Linked DNA regions of Homo sapiens: region 2 is linked to region 1. The links are chromatin loops, found by intact Hi-C in ENCODE. Cell type or tissue: IMR-90. All regions are shown on one strand. Each heading gives the region's core, and the rest is flanking DNA. Links, peaks and the distances in the headings are about the cores only. Region 1 overlaps WWTR1 (WW domain containing transcription regulator 1). Region 2 overlaps WWTR1 (WW domain containing transcription regulator 1).

The links. A loop is a pair of places that touch in the nucleus more often than their neighbours do. Peaks named below come from ENCODE experiments on the same cell type or tissue, not always from the same donor. Only the 100,000 strongest peaks of a DNase experiment are listed, where the experiment ranks them.
Region 2: it touches region 1 in a loop (2.1-fold over the local background); 11 of 110 quality-filtered maps call a loop at or near these places.

The regions. Positions count from the first base shown.
Region 1 is chr3:149,569,937-149,580,667 of GRCh38, forward strand. WWTR1 (WW domain containing transcription regulator 1) reads right to left here. Exons shown (of 7, transcript NM_015472.6): 3 at 2,928-3,064. Among named protein-coding and RNA genes, the nearest start is that of WWTR1-IT1, 77 kb to the right of the region's middle. RefSeq lists enhancers at 4,233-4,859, 4,860-5,486, 5,487-6,113. In IMR-90, for the core only: no CTCF peak of the experiment used is centred there; DNase peaks (open chromatin) are centred at 3,005, 5,705 and 6,455; H3K27ac peaks cover 3,182 bases.
Region 2 is chr3:149,633,902-149,644,632 of GRCh38, forward strand. All of the region lies in intron 2 of WWTR1 (WW domain containing transcription regulator 1), which reads right to left. Among named protein-coding and RNA genes, the nearest start is that of WWTR1-IT1, 13 kb to the right of the region's middle. In IMR-90, for the core only: no CTCF peak of the experiment used is centred there; a DNase peak (open chromatin) is centred at 4,800; H3K4me3 peaks cover 829 bases; H3K27ac peaks cover 3,508 bases.

The DNA.
Region 1 (10,731 bases), core at 1,691-9,690:
AAGTAGCTGGGACTACAGGGATGCACCTCTACACCCAGCTCTGCTCTTTTTATTTTTATATGTTTAAAGATATATAATAAAGACTATGAACCACAGGCAGAGTTATGGCTTGAAATGAAATAGTCTGAGTAAATCATTTATTATTCTGACTGTATTGAGACTCTCTAAATTAAGTCCTGGTCTTTGGAACTTACTTGGCATTCCAAGTTGTATTTCCATCCTTCAGACACATCTGTGATTCTCCATAAGCTAGAAACACACTTTGCAATGGGCAAATACACAAATATTGTTGGAAAAACCCCAGAATGTGCGTCTTGAGAAATTCACTGCCTTATTAGAAATCTGGAAACTGCTGGGTGCCGGGTCTCACGCCTGTAGTCCCAGCGCTTTGGGAGGCTGAGGCAAGCGGATCGCCAGGGGTCAGGAGTTCGGGACCAACTTGGCCAACATGGTGAAATCCCGTCTCTACTAAAAATACAAAAATTAGCTGGGCGTGATGATACATGCACATAGTCCCAGCTACTGGGGAAGCTGAGGCATGAGAATTGCTTGAACCAGGAGGCAGAGGTTGCAGTGAGCTGAGATCGTGCCACTGCACTCCAGCCCGGATGACAGGGTGAGCCTCTTTCTCAAAATAATAATAATAATAATAATAATAATAATAATAACAAAAATTAAATAAAAATAGAAATCTGGAAACTAAGGTATTTTACTGAGCTACAGGTAAATTTGTTTCAGAATGTTCAGATTACAACTTCTTTAGATATACTTTACTAGTGCAATTGGACTTTGTGTGTGTGTGTGCATATGCATGCATGTATGCACATACAGGCAGACTCACATGTGCCTTCAATATCTAGTTCCAAGCATTCAAGCTTCTTTTAATTAGTCCACTTCCTACATATCGCACAAATTTTAAAAATTAAGGAGAATGCATAAAAGAACATGACAAAGGATATCCACTCCAGTATTTGTATGCTAGCAACACACTAGTAACAACCTAAATATCTACCAGATAGGAGTTAGTTAAATAAACTAATTATAGCATATTAATATAGTAGACTAATAGGCAAATTTTTAAAAGAATGAAGCAGCTCTATATGTATGGACAGGCAGGTGAAAAAAGCAAGATACAGAACAGTGGTTATGATATGCTAACCTTAGTATGATTAAACATACACACACACACAACTAGAAACACTGGTTGGCTCCAGGAAACAAACTTGGGGACTGAGGAAAGGGAGATTGGAGGAAGTGTTTGAATTTTTTTTTCTTTTCTTTTTTTTTTTTTTTTTTTTTTGTAAACTGGGTTCATGAAAGATTTTTTTCCGATTATAATTGATTACAAAGTTAAAGTTAAAACTTTAATAATCAGTTTTTAGAATTTTCGATGAAAATTAAATGGTTAAACAAACTGTAAAAACCAGTCTAATGCCACCTAATTTGGGGTCTCTTTACTACAGTGGCATCTGATTTCTACACGAGCTCCTGTATATTTGGGACAAAATAACTCACTGGAGGCTTTGGTTTACCACTGCTGGTACCAGAACTGGTTGCATTTTCTTTGATCTGCCCTTTAGATAAGGAACTCCACAGAGGTTGTTCCATGTCATTTGCTTTTTGGAAACTGTACATCTGCAAGCTTTAAAGCAGTAGGTTCAGACTTCCTGGAAGAACTGACACTTGAAGCTGACTAGGGTCTACTTGAGTTCATACTCACTTTGGCTAAGCCACAGTATGAGGGAAGGGTGTCCAGGAATAACGCTTCCATTTTTATCTTGTTCATTCCTGAAAATCCAACAGGAGATTCTTTTCACTCCCTAAAATTAACTGTTCTGTGTATAAAGCATATCTGGATATCTGATCTTAAATGGAAATGTTATCTGAAAATGGCACCAACTTTTCTAAAACTTTAAAATTGGCCCTTTTTTATTTTTAGCCCTGGGGGAGAAGGAAGGGAATGATTACCAAAAAAGCTGACTGGTTCCGTTGCTGCAGTGTATTAATTCACTGGTGATTATCTCTAGTGGGGATAATTTTAGCAGAAAATATTCTCTTCTCAAGTCTAAAATCGCACTTATTAAGTATTGTAAATGAAGTAAAAAGTGAGCCATATTATCCCACGGCAGGTATGGGGAGAAGCCACCTGCAGGTTATGTAATGGTTAACTCCCTTCTAAAATCAGACTAGCCTGCTCTCCAGCTCTGCTCTCCACAAGCTGCAAGACTTTCGGAAAGTTTCTTCATGTATAAACTGGAGAGCCTGCTACTTTTTGCAGGGGTTTTGGAAGGCTTTCATAAGGTAAGGCATGGAAGCACTTGGCATGCTATCTGACACATGTTATGCAGCAATTATGAAAAAAAAAGGAAAAAAGGGAAATAAGGATAGGGATTTGAGACTAGAATTGTACCTGTAGGCAGTCGCCAGGAGCCAAAGTCACCCAAAGCGTGTATGTGTCCTACTTGCCTCAGGCTAGATGAAGACAGGAGGCCTAACTGATTTTTCTACCCCAATTAAGGCCATTGGAGGGAAGGTCAGAACTGTAGTTTAAAACTGAGGCAGCAGTATCATGAGTTGGTGGTAAAGAGACCAAGTAAAGAAGAAAAAGCCGGCAGAAGGGTAACACGGTATTGCAGCCAAGAAGAAGGAGCAAACACCGTCTGGGTGCATGAAGAGACATAGAAACAGCCAGAACCACTTATGAGCCCCGCCACCCCTTGATTGAACACCATTTCTTCAGCTTGGAGTCAAAGCTTGGGGCTCCACCAGGCACAGTGGTTCATGCCTGTTATCGCAGCACTTTGGGAGACTGAGGTGTTAGGATTGTTTGAGCCCACGAGTTCAACACCAGCCTGGGCAACAAAGGGAGACCCCAACTCTACAAAAAAAAAATATCTTTTTTAATTTTAAAAAAGCTTGAGGCTTACCGAGATTTGGCTGGGATACTGCCATGGACCTCTGAGGCACTGGTGTGGAACTGACGGCAGGGTGGAGGTTCATATGATTCAGAGGCTGATTCATCGCCTTCCTAGGGTCTTGCCATGTGGTGATTTTTTCTATGTGACTAAAAGAAGGAAAACAATTAATTATCTTTTTAATTGTCAGCATCATTATCATCATCACCAACAACAGCATAATAGTTAATGACACTAATTCTTCCCTTAGGATCTGCTTGAGTGGTTGATAGATTGTGCTTGGTTTCATCCAAGGACATACTTGCCTATTTTTCCCTGCATCCTGGTTAGGCCACACTGGGGATTCTGCAAGCAGCTCTCTAAACACAAGCCCAAGACATCGCTGTCCAGACAGCCCTTGCATGCAGTGAGCCCCAGTGAACTTCCCCTCGGCCCGTGGAGCTTGTATTCCCCAGCACCTCAGTTGCTTCTCAGCCATCCAATCACTGGAGTGCCATAGTGTGAGCTCCTTCCTGGAAGGGGAGCCATGCTCACCTTCCCAGCCAGTACCCCATACTCTCCTGACTCATAGAATTGACATAATGAGGATCCCTTTGGCTGTCATCAAGCAAAAGATGGGCCCATGAAACCAGCTTCTGAACACCACATTAGTGAGCTCTCACAGTAGGAGTGTAAGGTATTTCAAGGTCCCCAAAGGTGACACATAAAACCCTCAAGAAGCTCACTGTCACCAAGCAAGGTGACAATAGGGTAGCTGGAAGGCAGAGTATTAGAAAATAATAGTAGGAAAGTCAACTAGTGCCAGCTTATGGAGAAACTTAGATATTGAGGCATGAAGGTTTACAAGGGAGAAGACATGATTACATGTTTGATCACATACAACTTCCAGTTTGTTACTGTGACTTAATCACAGAGAAACTAACCCAACATGAAACATGAGCTTCTGCTCAGAGTTTCCAGTACATTCTAAGAAAGGTGGACATGGCCTCCAGCTTTGCCTACCACCTTCCAAATCACATTGCAGGTCACTCCTGGTACCTTAGAGACTCTGTCCCACTCCATCAAACTCTTCCTTTAGTGAAAGTTTGTGATATATATATATATATGATGAGTAGATTCATCCCGTTCCTCTACTTTGTTTTATAAACAGTATCAGAAATCTTCCTTCTCCTCCTTCTCCTTCTTTTTTGTTTTTTCGAGACATGATCTTGCTCTGTTACCCAGGCTGGAGTACAGTGGCATAATCATGGCCCATTGCAGCCCCGACATCCTGGGCTGAAGCAATCTTCCCACCTTGGCCTACTGAGTACCTGGGACCACAGGCACCTGCGACCACACCTGGCTCATTTTTTTTAAAAAATTTTTTTTGTAGAGGTGGGTGTCTCCTTATGTTGCCCAGGCTGGTCTCGAACTCCTGAGCTCAAGTGATCCTCCCACCTCAGTCTCCCAAAGTGCTGGGATTACAGGCACAAGCCACCGCACCCAGCCCAGTATCAGAGATCTTTCCATATCCATCAAAGACAACAAACATGATAGAAGAAACTGAATGTTAGCCCTTTGTTTTGGGCCTCACAACCAGGTGGGTCTCTTCCAGTCAGGCCCCCACCATTGACCTTCCTTAGACATACAACAAAAGGAGCATGATTGTTGTTTCTGTTAAACACACCTCACTTTTGAATAACAATGGCCTCCTTTGAATCTTTAAGGTAGGAAACCACTTTTACTTTCGTTATGTTTAATCAGTCTAGAAACTTCCTTGCATTGAAGTTGTATTTGTCTTGTTTTCTTTTCAGTCTGTCTCCTCATTTTTAAATGCTTCCTCTGCTAAAATTGTTATTCAGATTTCTTAATGCAAGACTTGAAGGTATTGCCAAGGGGAACTCATCCATTGCCTTGCGTGAAAACTTGGGTCTAAAGGTCTAAGGTTTTAGAATAAATGTGATTAAAAAAAAAAAAAAAAAGGCCGGGGGCGGTGGCTCACGCCTCTAATCCCAGCACTTTGGGAGGCCGAGGCGGGTGGATCACCACAGGTCAAGAGTTCGAGACCAGCCTGGCCAACATGGTGAAACCCCAGCTCTATTAAAAATATAAAAAGTAGCCGGCATGGTGATGCACGCGTGTAACCCCAGCTACTCGGGAGGCTGAGACAGGAGAATCGCTTGAACCCGGGAGGTGGAGGTTGCAGTGAGTTGGGATCATGCCACTGCACTCCAGCCTAGGCAGCAGAGTGAGACTCCATCCCCCCCAAAAAAAAAAGATGGGGAAATACTGAAGTAAAGAGATGAAAATCATTTCCCTAAGTATAAAGTAAATAATAATAAAAACAATAGTTTTAGTTTACACTTTCAGTTTCACAATTGTAGTTCTGTTTAAAGCTTTCATAAAATCCATCAACTTCTGGGCAGGTGGAAACTCATAGCCAGCCTCAGGCTTGTCACAGGCCTTCCAAGTGAGGAACTAATTGATGAGGATGTCAAAATTAAGTAACTCCCTTTAGCAAAATAATTAGACCTAAGAAATGCTTTGATTATTCCTTCAGAACTCATTCTATTAAAGCAGCATGTTTTCCAAGGCAGACATGTGCTACATAAATAGTTTTCACTCTGGTACCAGAAGGAAAAGAATCCTTCTCTCTTTCATAAACCTTTCTTAGACTCTCTGACATCATGGATATTGATGCTGTGCTAGAACCAACATCAGCACAGGCCCCGGTGAGATGTGGAAATATACATCATTTGCTGGAAGATGTTCAAGGACACTTCCGTGGTCAGAATTTCAGCTACCAGCTCTAGGAATAATACAGGAGCTGGAATGATGCATTCCTAAATGCTCGTCCCCCACTCTCCCCTCCCGTTCTGAACAAGTGGGCTGTGGCTCCTGAATGCGGCAAGAGCAGGAACATCTAGCATAGGAAGCCCAGCATCTGAAGTGGCAGATGAGCTCATCTTGCCCCAGGAGTGCCAGCACAGCTTGCCAGCCTAAATCCCCTGGGACAGAGTGTGGGGCCTTCTGGGTGGACCTCATCCTGACAGTTCTGACCGAGCTTACCCATGGCTTGAAGTCCCAGCACTCCTGCAGTGCAGTGGGAGCCTCCACGGCCCACCCTTCAAACTCCACACCCAGCCAACACATTTAAAGGAGTTTTGTTCCCAGTGGATTTGTTAATTAAAAGTGTCACTCACAGCATTCCCCAAAGGCTGGAGTACAAGAGGGAGCCTTTCTTAAGTGAGCAGTTCTCATTGCTCCAAAACAACTCTGAGAAGAAAGCCCAAATTCCTGGCTCTGCAGACCAGTCGACCTGACATCAGCTGTAAGGCTGCGCTAACATGGTGTCAAGAGTGGCTCCCAGGCTGAATGCAACAAGTAAGAGTGAGCTATTGCTCACAAGAGGCACTTAATACAGCCTTGATGATTTCATCTGAAAACTAAATTCTCCTATTGTTCTAATCACTTAGTGCCTCAGGCTCCAGCTCCCCCTACTTCCCACCACTTCCCAAACCCAGGATACGCCATTCACTCTTTCACTCTGCTGTCTCATCTCTGCTCCCTCTCTCAATGTTACTGAGTCATTTCCTTTCTCGTATTTCACAGTGTAATCTCAGTGTTTGCCAGGACCCACAATTTAGCTAGATTAATCCCCACTTCCCCGCTACTCCCACCTCCTTCCTGGCTTCACTCCCTTGCTTAGTCTACTTCAAGAAAAACTCTCTGCTGTTTTAAAAGTATAACTTCCCTTGGAAATGCACACACATATACAAATATATTTAACCTGCCTATATATGTGTATTGTATAAATACATACACTGTACAGGTTTCATATTTGAAAATGGAACAAAAAAGGAAAAAGAAACATATCAAACTATTTATGGTGATATATGCAAATAACAGGCTCACTGGTAATTTTTTTTTTCTTATCTAAACTGCTTTGTACTTTCCAGATTTTTAGCAGTGATTATGTATTGTTTTCACAACCAGTAAAAACAAAAATACTAATGAAGGTACAAAAAGACAAAAAAGAAAATTGATGCATGAATACACAGGTCATAAGGTATAAGCAGCACTTTGGGAGGCCGAGGTGGGCAGATCACCTGAGGTTGGGAGTTCGAGACCAGCCTGACCAACATGGAGAAGCCCTGTCTCTACTAAAAATACAAAATTAGCCGGCTGTGGTGGCACATGCCTGTAATCCCAGCTACTCAGGAGGCTGAGGCAGGAGAATTGCTTGAACCCAGGAGGCGGAGATTGTGGTGAGCCGAGATCGCACCATTGCACTCCAGCCTGGGCAACAAGAGAGAAACTCAGTCTCAAAGAACAAACAAACAAACAAACAAAAAGAGTTCCTGAAGATAAACTACACTTTTGGCTCCTATCTTCGTGTGGCTCAAATCAGGGGACAAATGGAATCAATCACCTGATCCCATGCTGTTTATAAAGAAAAAGAATAGCAGTTCCTACGGGGAAGAAAAGCTTTTCTTGACAGTAAACATTTTTTTCCTCGACTTAAAAAAAAGAAAAATCCTCTACAAGTGCTTCCCATGGAGAGCCCTGGTGGTATGTGGGGTTAACGGTACCTGTAACAAATATAAGCGGGAGTGGGCTTTTTCCCCTTCCTTCAAGAGCCCCTTGGACCACTACTTCCCAGACAGCCTCCTTCTCTCAGTCCCAGAAAGACCAACCAATTCCTGGCCTCCAATTACATTATGAGTCTCTGCTTAGAGAACTGCCCAGGTTGGACAAAAGCATGGAGTTTGCTAAGGGGCAAGAAAGGTCACCACGTCTCTGAGAAGATATTTGGCTGGAAATGGTAGGTTATGAAAAACCATGTCGTGTGAAATCAGTTTTCCCTCATGGATTAATATTTTCCTCCAGAAAGACGCAAATGTAGAAAGCCATTTTATTTAACAGGTAAATTGTGTGTTTGGGGTTAAAATGTTTTGAAATTGGTGGGGTGGCACTCCCACCCTCCAAGTCACCCTCCCCTCAGACTGGCCTCCCCATCAGCCTGCGGAGGGGGTGTTAACTTTGCTCCAGTTTCCTCCTCTCAAGCCACTGCTACCTCCTTCTACCTCCTTCATGACCTTTCACCTTGATGAGGGCAATGGCCTCTGGGCTTCCCTTCTGCCAATCTTTCTGGTTTTCCTCCCTTCCTCCTTCCCTCCCCCCACCCTCTCTGCCTGACAATCCATTCACTATCTCACCTCCAGGCACATATCCCAAGGACACCTGGTATCCAAGTCCCCCTGGGTCACCATGGCCCATGAAATAACAGCACAACTCACATAGGCATCTCCCAGACACAGCAGCCTACTGCCAGACTCTGTGGGCTCTGCAAAGACCACACGCAGTTGTGGAGTCACATATACCTGGGTGCCCGGGTTTAATATTAGCTCTGACCCTGTGTGATCTAATTGGATATCCTAGTCACACTACCCATATGCATGAGACAGGGGTAAAAAAGCTAACAATATACTGGTTCCTCACTGTGAGGATAAAGCAGGTCTGTTCTGGGAATATTATGACCACCAAAGTCACTTACAGATTTCATGGCCAGTTCTCCTGGCTTCCCAAACTCACTCAGCAGTGAGTGCAGAGAAGGCAGCTCTGGCCTTCCAAGGTTGGCAACACTTGGTTCAAGTTTTTTCAACAACCATAGATCGTATACCTATTATGCATGATGGGTGATGTACTGGTTAGGTGTAAAAATCAAAAACATTGTGCAAACATAGTAAAGGCAAAGATAAAAATCTTATCTGTAAAAATAGAATAATCAGGCCGGGCACAGTGGCCTGTAATCCCAGCACTTTGGGAGGCCGAGGCGGGTGGATCACCTGAGGTCGGGAGTTAGAGACTAGCCTGGCGAACATGGAGAAACCCTGTCTCTACTAAAAATACAAAATTAGACAGGCATGGTGGTGCTACTCGGGAGGCAGAGGCAAGAGAAACACTTGAACCGGGGAGGCGGAGGTTGCAGTGAGCTGAGAGAGCGCCATTATTGCACTCCAGCCTGGGCAACAAGAGTGAAACTCCATCTCAAAAAAAATAAAATAAAATAGAATCCTCCAGCTTCTTACCACCCAGGAAAAGGCCTGGTGTTTTTGGATGAATTTACCCACACTAACTTTATGATGAAGGAAGCCGTATAACAAGGACTTTCTGAAATAGAGAATCCCATGTAATGTATTTTGTATTGCTGGAAGCATACAAAGATATAAAAATAGGAATGATTACAAGTGCTTCATTTTGAAAGAATTTAAAACTATTAGCAGCATGTTGCTTATTTCTATGGGCAAAGATTTTGTCTTCAAACATAAGTGTTTTGTCTTTTTTCTGCCCACCATTTATTTAATAAATGAGAGTTTCATACAGTGTCAGACATCAGGGCTCCCCTCCATCAGCAGAGTGGTTAGGACGGGACCTGGAAGCAGCCTCCAAACTGCCTCTTCTTTTGCCACAACCTAGCTGAGCAGTTAAAGAGAACCACACCAATGAGATGAGAATTTAAAGACAGCCTGGGGTCATAAAACCAAGGCAGACTGGTTTAAAACTCAATCATACTCACTGCTCCCTGTCTTCATCCCCTCAGTGAAATTCCTCTGTAGCCTCTGTCCTTACTACCTCCTTTTTTCTCTTCCAGTAGAATACAAGCTCTTCCAGAAGAAATGTTCCACAGATAATGCTAGCCAGGTGTGGTGGCTCACACCTGTAATCTTAGCACTCTGGGAGGCTGAGGCGGGAGGACTGCTTGAGCCCCAGAGTTGGAGACCAGCTTGGGCAACATAAAAAGACCCTAGCTCTTAAAAAACAAAAAAGAAAAAAAGCTGCCAAGCCTATGATATTTACAATCCCCATTTAAGTATAAGCAAACTGTCTTATTTCAGAAAATCAGATTTTTAAAACTTTTTTGATTTACTAGGCCAATTCACCATCCTCTTAATGTTAAAACAAATGTACATACTGAAGACAATTAGCTTAAAATTTGCTAAATGAAACAGCTTTGCAACTTGCTTCTTGTGACTCAGTCCAATTAGACCCACTAGTGTTAAAAATGGAAACTGAAACAGATTTGGATGAGGTTGATAAATTCCCAGATAGGGCCTGCCAAGTAAATCTGACCCACTGTCAGTAGACAACAAATGCTATGCCAATTTTTAATCCTGTACCAGATGGCAAGGAGTCTTGCCGAAGACTTATATTAAACTTTTAAAATTTTCCTCAACTGGAATTAGAATACAAGTATGCAAAAGGTGGTTTACTTTCTCGTTGTATGTTGGGGATAAATACTGTTTGCATTTAAATCAAATTAAACATTCTATTAGTGTGATCTTATTTAGATTTCAAGACCTAGGAAATGACATATATCTTACTCATATCTTACATTTCTTTTAGTAGTACCTTTTGTTTTGCCAACGGTACTTAGCTCTGCTAACCAACACCAGAGATGAGTCTTAACCACAAGAACAAAGACAGGGGTGGTATGCACACTTACTAATTCTCCCAGGCCCAGATGCACACTTTCTCCAGGTAGTCCCTCTGCTGTCACCTAAAACCACAATGCAATGGGAGCTGAGCACAGTGGAAGCCCATTGCAGTGGGAGCCCATTGCAGGAGAAACCCCAGGGAGCTCATCACAGAAGGGAGGCCACATCACAGAGGGAGCCCATGACAGTAGAAGCCCCATCGCAGTGGATGCTCAGCTCACCACCCACATCTAAACTAGCAACCCGACCTGATCATGTTTGTAATACTAAGATTAGGTTTTTTGTTTGTTTGTTTGTTTTTGAGACGGAGTTTCGCTCTTGTCACCCAGGCTGGAGTG
Region 2 (10,731 bases), core at 1,102-9,101, 63 kb after region 1:
GCCCTGACAGGACAGGACACCAAGAAGAGTTCTGTAGCAGGAAAAGGGTGATGAGAGCCATCATGAAGGAAGATTAGCCTGGCTGTGGTGTGCAAAGGACTGAAGTCAGAGGCTAGTGTGCTGCAGTCTACAAATAAATGATCACATCACACAGTAGGGTGGAGGCAACAGGAATGGAGAAAGAGGAAGGAAAGATGAGAGGTCCAGAAAGGGAAAAATAATGAAGACCCAACCATGTCAAGACCGGTGAGAGGGAAAAGGAGAGCCAGGGTGGCTCTGGGCCCAGACTGCCCAAGTTTAAGTCCTTACTAGTGTGCGGCTTTGGTCAAGTTCCTTAAATGCCCTGTACATCAGTTTTCTGAGCAAAGTGGGGATAAAAATAGTGTTTCTGTCAGAGTTCTTGGCATAATTAAATGTGAACAGTGTGAGAACAATGCCTGGCACAAAGTAAGTGCTAGGTACACGTTTGTTAAATAAATACACGTAAATGCATATTAAGATGTCTGTGACCCAGCTTCTAAAGATAAGAGCAGTAAGGAAAAGCCTCATTATCTCCCACCAAAGTTTCCTTTTTCACTCATTTTTTCCCGTTTATTTATCCTAAGGTTCTGGGAAGAATAAAACATGTTCCCTGCCCTTGAGAATGGGCTTTCAAGGAGAAATAAATCAGAAAACAGAGCAATGCCTATTCCCTACCAAGGTCCATGCACAATAAATGGTTGAATGACATGCTTGGTGAGGATCCCAAAGAAGCAAGTGAAAGACCCTGGATCTGTCAGGCTGCTGTTGTGCAAGTCCACCTCTCCTGTGGAGCTCCTGTTTGCAAGGCAGCCAGTGACCCAAGGCCATGCTCAGCTGGCATTCGCCCTTTCACACGGATGTGCTTTCCAGACACTACCTCAGCACCAGCAACCACTGAGCCTCTTCCCTGCCCTGATTCTCAGTAGCTCACCCTCCAGACCCGGCCACGGTATATCCTCACCATGTCTGTCCCCTCACAACTTAAATCAAAGACTCTGAGGCCAAACCTTGAATTGACAATGCTAGCCAAAAAGCTCTGAGCAGGGATGGAAGACTAAAGAGGAGAGGAGGAATCCCTGCCTTTCTTGCATGGGAGGGAGAAACACATTCTGTGATCTTGACCAAAGAGCCCTGTATAATCAGAAATCAGCAGAAGGGGGCCCTGCTCTACCCTCTTCTTCATGTGGTTGTGACAATGTTCCTCTTCTCCTGGCTAGCTCACAGGAGTGCTGGGGATACAGTGCTCTGGGTCTCCATATTTAAAAGAAGTTTAAATTATCATACAAATGCATTGTATTTTTAGTAATTGGACTTGTTTGATCTCATATCTTTTGATAATTACTAAAAATCTCCCTTCAAAGTGATGAAAGATTCAAATGAAGCTAGAATTTAATTTATATTAGGTCTTTGAGATGAGGTTTAAGTAACATTACAGTCCCATTACTAGGAAAACGGGTAAATAAACTGTGTATAGCCATGAAATGGAGTAACGTATTAAGATCTCTAGCTGCTGTCATAGAACAAAATACTTTAAAGTGGTGGGTAAAAACGAAGTTAAGGTACAATATATAGAAGGAGAAGAAGAAGAAGAAGGAGGAGAAGGAGAAGGAGAAGGAGAAAGAGAAGGAGAAGAAGAAGAGGAAGGAGGACGAAGAGGAAGAGTAGGAGGAGAAGAGGAAGCGGAAGAGGGAGGAGGAGGAAGGAGAAAGGAGGAAGAAGGAAGAAGGAGAAGAAGAAAAACTTGAATCATTGGTTTCTACATGCATAAGTCTGAAGGACAGTCCCTGAACTGAGAAATGGGCTCTCCTTCTGGGGAGATGAGCAGGATTGGGGATAGAGGGTCAAGAAAGTCTATTGCTTTAGCTGAATTTCTTAAAGCAAGAATGCATTTATTTATGACTTGGGCAGTTTTTTAAAATAAAAAAAAGGCAATGTTGAATATATGACCATCTATGAGTAAAGTAAACCTGGTTTATAATTTTAAATTCTTCTTCCCTTTATTCTGGTCAAAAGGGAATTCATTTTCCCACTTTTCTGAGATCTGAAAAGATGATAACCTTATCAAATCTTGGGTCTGTGTGATCTTAAAGGACAAGTAAAGAATAAAAAAGTTCAAGTCAAAATTTTAAATGAAGATATTAACAATGAATAAGTAATTTAGAATGTGATGTTCCCAGGAGAATGAATTTTCCTGGATTAATCTGGCTAAACTTTCTTTGAAGTTTGTGGATGATGGCAACACCACTGAAAATGAACTTGAGGCTGTGTTTAAATACTTGCTACAACTAGCTTTTCTGACATCTCTGTACTCACTACTGACACAGTCAATCCACTTAATTAGTTTTGTTGATATCTCCAATTCCCCTATTTACTTTGTGTCCTGAAAAGTCCTTTGAAACCCAAACAGCCTACTCTACCTCTTCAGCTCCATTGGGAAAGGTTACGATCTTAGGATCATTTGAAAGGCAAGGAGGGGGTAGTAAATTTCCACCATCAAGTGGAATGTGGAAATAATCTGGGAATAGATGAATATATTGAATTAATACCAGGAAATTTTCCTTTCTTGGATCTTCATTGTTTTTGCTTGAAAAACTGATTTTTTAGAATTTATAGTCGGGCTAAGAATTAAATACAAAGAATAGAATATATTCTAAAGTAAAATATACATTATATGTATCCTTTATGCTAAGCACAGTACCAGTATGTGGCACACAGTATGTGCTCCATAAATATGTATTGGCTTATTGCATAGGAAAGAGTCACCAGAAAATCTAAATAATGTAGAAATTTAAAAGAAAAAAATCATTTATATTTCTTTCAGCAAAAGTTAAATGAATCCCTACTATGCATGCCATGCTTTGGGCCAGGCATTAGAGAAGTATTATGCACAAAAAATTAGCTGGGTGTGGTGGCAGGTGCCTGTAACCCCAGCTACTCGGGAGGCTGAGGCAGAATCACTTGAACCCAGGGGGCAGAGGTTGCAGTGAGCTGGGATCATGCCACTGCACTCCAGCCTGGGCGACAGAGCAAGACTGTCTCAAGTGAAAAAAAAAAAAAAAAAAAAAAAAGAGAGAAGTATTATGCAAGGCAGGTAAGATTTGGTTCTTGTCACTATGAGTTCATAGCATATAGAATAAAAATAAAGGACAAGTACTCTCTATCACAGCAAATAATCAAAGGTTGTCTATTATTTCTAAACTCAATTTCACATCAAACTTGCTATATTATTACATCTAATCTAAAAGCATCAATTTCTGCCTGTGACCACCCAGTCACATTTTGATTATTTTAACAGCATATTGAGTATGTTTTTTTTTTTTTGAGACAGAGTCTCGCTCTGTTGGCCAGGCTGGAGTGCAGTGGCATGATCTCGACTCACTGCAACCTCTACCTCCCAGGCTGAAGCAATTCTCCTGCCTCAGCCTCCCCAGTAGCTGGGATTACAGGGGTGTGCCACCATGCCCAGCTAATTTTTTTTTTGTATTTTTAGTAGAGACGGGGTTTCACCATGTTGGCCAGGCTGGTCTTGAACTCCTAACCTCAGGTAATCCACCCACCTCGGCCTCCCAAAGTGCTGGGATTATCAGCATGAGCCACCGTGCCCGGCCCATATTCAGTATTAACATTAATCTCAATAAATATTCCCTAGTACCAATATGTGCTAGGCATGAAGGACAATACAACACCAGTTCCATATTCTAAGAATTGGCAAGTTGGAGAAATGAAATAAACCCATTCATTTACAAACAAACCTTACACGACACTCTGATGGACAGTAGAAAAGATTAAGTGGCAAATTACCCCAATAGATCAAATTACTATGGGGATCTGGAGTAGGAGGAGATCCCTTCTAGTTGGTTGGTGTAATAAGGCATTAGACAGGAGATGGGGCTGGCTAAGTCTTAATAGACCAAGCATAGGGATGTAGGACATTCTAGGCAAGTGAGAAATGACACACTACTCCTAATCAAAAGTGCAAAGATGAGCTACTCTGTATGACATATGCAGTGGCAACCAGGCACGGTGGCTCACGCCTGTAATCCCAGCACTTTGGGAGGCTGAGGTGGTGGATCACCTGAGGTCAGGAGTTCAAGACCAGCCTGACCAATATGGTGAAACCCCGTCTCTACTAAATACAAAAAAATTAGCCAGGCGTGGTGCTGTATGCCTGTAATCACAGCTACTTGGGAGGCTGAGGCAGGAGAATGACTTGAACCCAGGAGGCAGAGGTTGCAGGAAGCCAAGATTGCACCATTGCACTCCAGCCTGGGCAACAAGAGCGAAACTTTGTCAAAAAAAGAAAGAAAAGAAAAGAAAAGAGGCATGCAGTGGCCGTGAGCATAAAAGGAGAGAAAACTAGGGAAAGAAGCACTTTAATCGTTTACGGAGCTTCCTTCAGGCCTGTTTATTAACATATTCCAAAAAAAATCACTGCTGTATGTACATATATGCCTTAAGATAAAGAGGAGCAACTGGAAAGAGATACAAGCCCCAAGTACAGTATACTTCCCTGACATTTGTGTTTTTAAAGAGTTCATTTAAAGGGCAATGGCATAATACTAGTATAATTCACATAATGCTAGCTCTGGGCTTTGGACTTTTAACCAAATGTTAAAAATGACTCCTTTTCTCTTGTCTCTGCGTGTGCTTCTCTGACTCGCTTGGCCTGTTTCCATTCTCTTTCTTTTTTCTCTCTCCATCCTTCTTAGTGTAAGTTAAAAAAAAAAAATCAATGCCGCAAGTTATGTTTAAATTCAGCCCACATGACATTTCCTTCGCATTTAATTGCTTCCATACAATTTATATCCGCTAGTCACGCTAGACCCCAGAGTATTAAACATGCTCTTTTACAAAGAAGCTCTTGTCCTGTAATAACCCCCATAATCAAAGTTCAGGAATTATGGGTAAGGCTCAGCCGGCCGATGGGGAAACAAACAGGTTTTTAAATTCATCCAAAGCAGGCTTCAGGCAGGAAGCAAATCAAAGCCGTCACTCTACCACCAGGTTTGAGAGCAAAAACACCGCAGAGGCTAGCTCAAACGAGAGATACTGGCATCTCTGCACATCCAGCAAATCTGATGCCAGATACTTTCTCTTTGGGCTGCCGTGAAGAACCACTAAACAATGCCACTTAAAGACACATGGTTACATTCTCTCTGCTTTCAAGGCAGCCCATTCCAAAAAGATCTAGCAATGGTCTACAAAGACTGCTCTTAAAATGCCTCTAAATGAATAAATCATTCTTCTTTGTTATTCAGAGTAGACTAAGACTAAAATTATCTTGGAAAAAAATATATATATACAGGGTCTCTTTCTGTTGCCCAGGCCAGAGTACGGTGGTGCAATCATAGTTCACTGCAACCCTGAATTCATAGGCTGAAGTGATCCCCCTTGCCTCAGCCTCCCAAGTAGCTGGGACTATAGCAGTGTGCACCACCACATTCTGTTAATTTTTAAAACTTTTTTATAGAGATGGGGTCTTGCTCTGTTGCTCAGGCCGGTCTCAAACTCCTGGCCTCAAGCCATTCTCCTGCCTCAGCCTCCCAAAGTTCTGGGATTATAAGTGTGAGCCACGACAACCTAAAGTTACCTCTTCTATTTTCCTATAGACAGCTTGGACAACATGTCTGGTCTTCTTTCATACTAATGGACAGCTACATTAGTATGTAGCTCTCAAGGTCTCTTATAAACTCATATTTCTGGGCACTTTTACAACTTATCCCATTATCTTCCCCACTTCTCAAGAAATCACCTCCCCAAAAGTTCACCTTTGAAAAAGTACAGAAGTTGGCTGGGTGCAGTGGCTCACGCCTGTAATCCCAGCACTTTGGGAGGCCGAGGTGGGTGGATCACGAGGTCAGGAGATCGAGACCATCCTGGCTAACACGGTGAAATCCCATCTCTACTAAAAAATACAAAAAAATACCCAGGCGTGGTGGTGGGCACTTGTAGTCCCAGCTACTTGGGAGGCTGAGGCAAGAGAACGTTGTGAACCTGGGAGGTGGAGCTTGCAGTGAGCCGAGATTGTGCCACTGCACTCCAGCCTGGGCTACACAGCGAGACTCCGTCTCAAAAAAAAAAAAAAAAAAAAGAAAGAAAGAAAGAAAGAAAGAAAGAAAAAGTACAGAAGTCATACAACTACACAGGGGCACTAACATGATTTCTTGGATTGCCCTTATTCACGTAGCCCACTTTTCACAAGAATTGTGCCTACTTTTCTTACAAAATCTCTTTAAGCAACATCTCTGGTCTTCCCCACTGTATTCAGATAAATGCCTCTCTACCAGTGTCAACAATTTTAAGAAACCTTTAATTTCACCCAATCTCCTCTGCTCAAAACCCATCCAGATCAAGAGCAAAACAATTGAAACTATTTATCAGATCCAGACAGTTGCATCTTAAAGAACTTTTTGAAAGTTTCTATGGCTTGCATCTCTGATGGTTTTCATAAACCAATGCTTTTGTCTATAGATAAAGGTTAGAACCAATATAGATTGGTTTTGTTTTTGTTTTTTTGAAACAGAGTTTCGCTCTGCCCCCAAAGCTGAAATGCAGTGCCCCAATCTTGGCTCACTGCAACCTCTGCCTCCCTGGTTCTAGTGAATCTCCTGCCTCAGCCTCCTGAGTAGCTGGGATAACAAGCATGTGCCACCACACCCAGCTAATTTTTGTATTTTTAGTAGAGACAGGGTTTCACCATGTTGGCCAGGCTGGTCTCAAACTCCTGGCCTCAAGTAATCCACCCACCTCGGCCTCCCAAAGTGCTGGTATTACAGGCATGAGCCACCGAGCCCGACCAGAATCAATACAGTTTGGATCAGAGATATCATGCTACTCTTAGAAACTGGCAGATAATAAATATATTATTTATAGCCAATAAACTACTTTTGGTCTATCATAATAAAAAAAACAATTCCTAAGCTATCACTAAAACATGATGTCATTTGTGGTTGCTTTATTTTGTATTTACTATACAGATGTATTCTTTATTGTGATGGCCTAGATCTGGACATATTCAGAGCCAAAATTATTTTACGTATCAAGTCACTGGCAAATCAAAGAAAAACCAAATTATTTAAACATTCATTTAGGAGCTCATATTTATATTTTGGAAATGAAACCTCATATTTTAAGGCATTCGATATTATTTATTATGCAGGGTCCTTTTATCTTGTTCCACAATATAACTTTTTGTTTTACTCTTGGCAGACTTTACTGTCACTGTACAAAACAGACATTGTTTTAAAAACCCATTTGTAATAAGTGTCAGTAAATATGATCTTTCGCTTCAGCTGAAGCAACTCTATGGCATCAGTTTACACCTCCACACTTACTTGGAAGTTTATAATGCTTGTTTTCAGCAGCTTTCACACCTAGACTCCATACGATATGTACCAGCCACCAAGATGTTTACCAGTCCTCAGAAGGGCCTTTCGAGAACTCTTAAAACTTAATTTGTTACTGACGCTTTGCTTAAAGGACAATGCACTTTAATTAGCCACACCACTGGCCCTTTATTCACACACATGAGGTAAGCTGGACATTCCAATGCATGTGCAACTGGGAAATTTGAGTCCTTTAATGGTTTTCAACAATTAACTAGGGCCGGCCAATTGTTAGGTTAAACAAAAAGCACTGTGGCAAAACTTGACTCACTTCACTACGGCTAATAATTACAAAAGGTTGTGCTGGTCCATCCCTCACTCTACTTACCTGCCAAAGTTTCAGGCAAAGTCTCAACAATTGGGATCTAACCTTTAAAATCATTTCTTTAATGTTGACACTCCAAATTGTCCATAATGACCCTACATTCTGCTCCTACTGTTAATAATCACCAACTACTTAATAGTTTATTAAAAAGTTAGCAACAGACAAATACAAAGAACAATGTTTCCACTGTGTACCATACGGATTACAGCTCTTGGACCTTTGCTTGAGAACACAGCTTTCCAAGGCCCAAAGCACAGCCCCTGTCATCTTCATACTTCAAATGCAGACATGCAAGATCAATAACTCAAGGTTAACTTTTCTTAGATGATAGATAAGATAGCTAAACTTTTTTAAAAGCCTAGGTAAAAAAGAGATGTTTTAAACATACCCTTGGCTACAGCTCAACTTTTAGGTAGCTGATCCTTTCTCCATTCCTGCCTTCTTTCCTTCAAGCTTTTCTACAATATAGCCTTATGGTTGGATTTTATGTTAAAATGTACGAATGTGGCCGGGCGTGGTGGCTCACACCTGTAATCCCAGCACTTTGGGAGGCCGAGGCAGGCAGATCACCTGAGGTTGGGAGTTCAAGACCAGCCTGATCAACAGGGAGAAACCCCGTCTCTACTAAAAATACAAAATTAGCCAGGCGTGGTGGCCCATGCCTGTAATCCCAGCTAACTGGGAGGCTGAGGCAGGAGAATTGCTTGAACCCAGGAGGCAGAGGTTGCGGTGAACTGAGATCGCATCAATGCACTCCAGCCTAGGCGACAAGCAAAACTCTGTCACACACACACACACACACACACGAAAGTACGAATACCCAAATATAAGTTGGATGATATAATTTTGTAAGAGAAATCCGGCCGGGCACGGTGGCTCACGCCTGTAATCCCAGCACTTTGGGAGGCCGAGGCGGGTGGATCACGAGGTCAGGAGATCGAGACCATCCTGGCTAACATGGTGAAACCCCGTCTCTACTAAAAATACAAAAAATTAGCCAGGCGTGGTTGCAAGCGCCTGTAGTACCAGCTATTCGGGAGGCTGAGGCAGGAGAATGGCCGGAACCCGGGAGGCGGAGCTTGCAGTGAGCCGAGATCGGGCCACTGCACTCCAGCCTGGGCGACAGAGTGAGACTCCGTCTCAAAAAAAAAAAAAAAAGAAATCCTTATTTGCCAAAAGTTGCATATGCATAGGGTTATATTTCACATAATACCTAAAACAAAGACCCAAAAAGTGGGGACGGTTGCACTAGAGAATGCATCTGCAGAAAACCTAAGTAATTTTATGAGCAGCACTCAAGTTTACTGCTTCTTTTATGATTCTTAATCCCGCCTACTAAATTCACATGTCTTTACAAATCCCAAATCTGTAACAAGGCCACCAAATGCTCCCAAATTAGCAAAATACAGAATAGCCTTTTAACTACAATACAAGCTTTAACTACAAAATGCAGCCAAACTCAAACCAGTTTGATATAATTAAACATGTTTTATTTACCTTATATTGTGAAAGGGCAAACTGGCCTGGCGAACTTACTTGCATTAATCTGAGTCCCCTTTGCCAGGTATCAAAATCAGTTCCAGTGAATGGAGAAACAAAGATAGGAAAGATAAACATTTATCTGAAACTACAGTTACATAATATTTGGAACCATAAATTTTTTACTGATACTCTCCAAACATAATCTGCTATTTTTATGGCTGTAATTTAGTTATGACGTGTGCCAGCAATAACAGTCCTGTGCACTACAAATTGTGACGAAGATTTTACCAAGCTAGGATTGCAGACTGTAATTTTCCTCACAGCAAGTAATGATCATATCAATTAGAGTCATGTTTTTACCCGAGTCTTATAACTTAGCTCAGTTAGTTATAAAACACTGATTTCGGACCCCATTTTAATAGGATGCTTAAACAAGCAAACGTGTGGTATACGGCAATAAAGTGAGAGACACTATAGGTTATATGGAAACTTGTGGGACTATGTGGGAGTGTATTCACACCTTATCTAATTGAGATCTTTATTTTCCTTATTTTTCTGTCTCTCAAAACTAAATTATCTGAATTATCATAAGAATTAGTACCTCAGGCCCTGTTATGACCTATCCTGGGAAAGAAAGTGTCCTCGTGGAAAAGTCATTCACTGGACATTTTTCAGTCCTTATCTTCCTTGACCTCTGAGAAACACACCACAGAGCTAACCATTCTTTCTTCTTGAAAGACTTTCTTCCCTGGCTTCCACGCACCACTCTCTGGATTTCCTCCTACCTCTCTTTCTCTTCTCTCTCCATCTCTTTACAGGGTCCATCAGTACTTCTTGTTTCTTCTCATTCTATCTGTAACCTCTCTAAGAAATCTCAACCACACCAGGATTTGAATAATTATACACATTCCACTACACCCCATTTTCCTCCCTTGGGCATCTTAAAGTCACTTCAAACTCAATATGTTAAATAATTTCTCCACTTCTTCCAAGGCTCCCAGTACGGCTTGCTACAATTAGAGGCGCCACCAGCCCTGACATTATACAGCCAGCAATCTGCAAATCTTCCTTTCCTCCTGCTTTACTCGCTGCCTTTATCCAATCCATCACCAAATCCTGTCAAATTTACCTGCTAATATCCCTTCAGTGATTAAAATGATCTCACTTCTTCTCTTTTCCAGCACCACTAAAGCAACTTTTCAGCAATTAAATCACTCTTATGAATACCTTCATTCCAGAGTGGCAGAATATTCCAGTCACTACCTGTGCTTCTGGAACTGTAATGAAAATTTCTATCCCTGTTTCTCCCCAGTATGGCTCACATCAGACAGTCCTCGAAAACCTGACCAGTTTTGGGCCAGCAGAGACGTCACTTTCTTGAACCAAAAAGTCAAATCCCAGTCTCTAGATCATGGTTACCCCGATAAGGCTTTTCACCCTGAGACATCCCATCAGGCATTGCATCCAGTTCTCCAGAATTTAATCCATGTCTGTACTCTACCCGGTCCTGAGGTTATG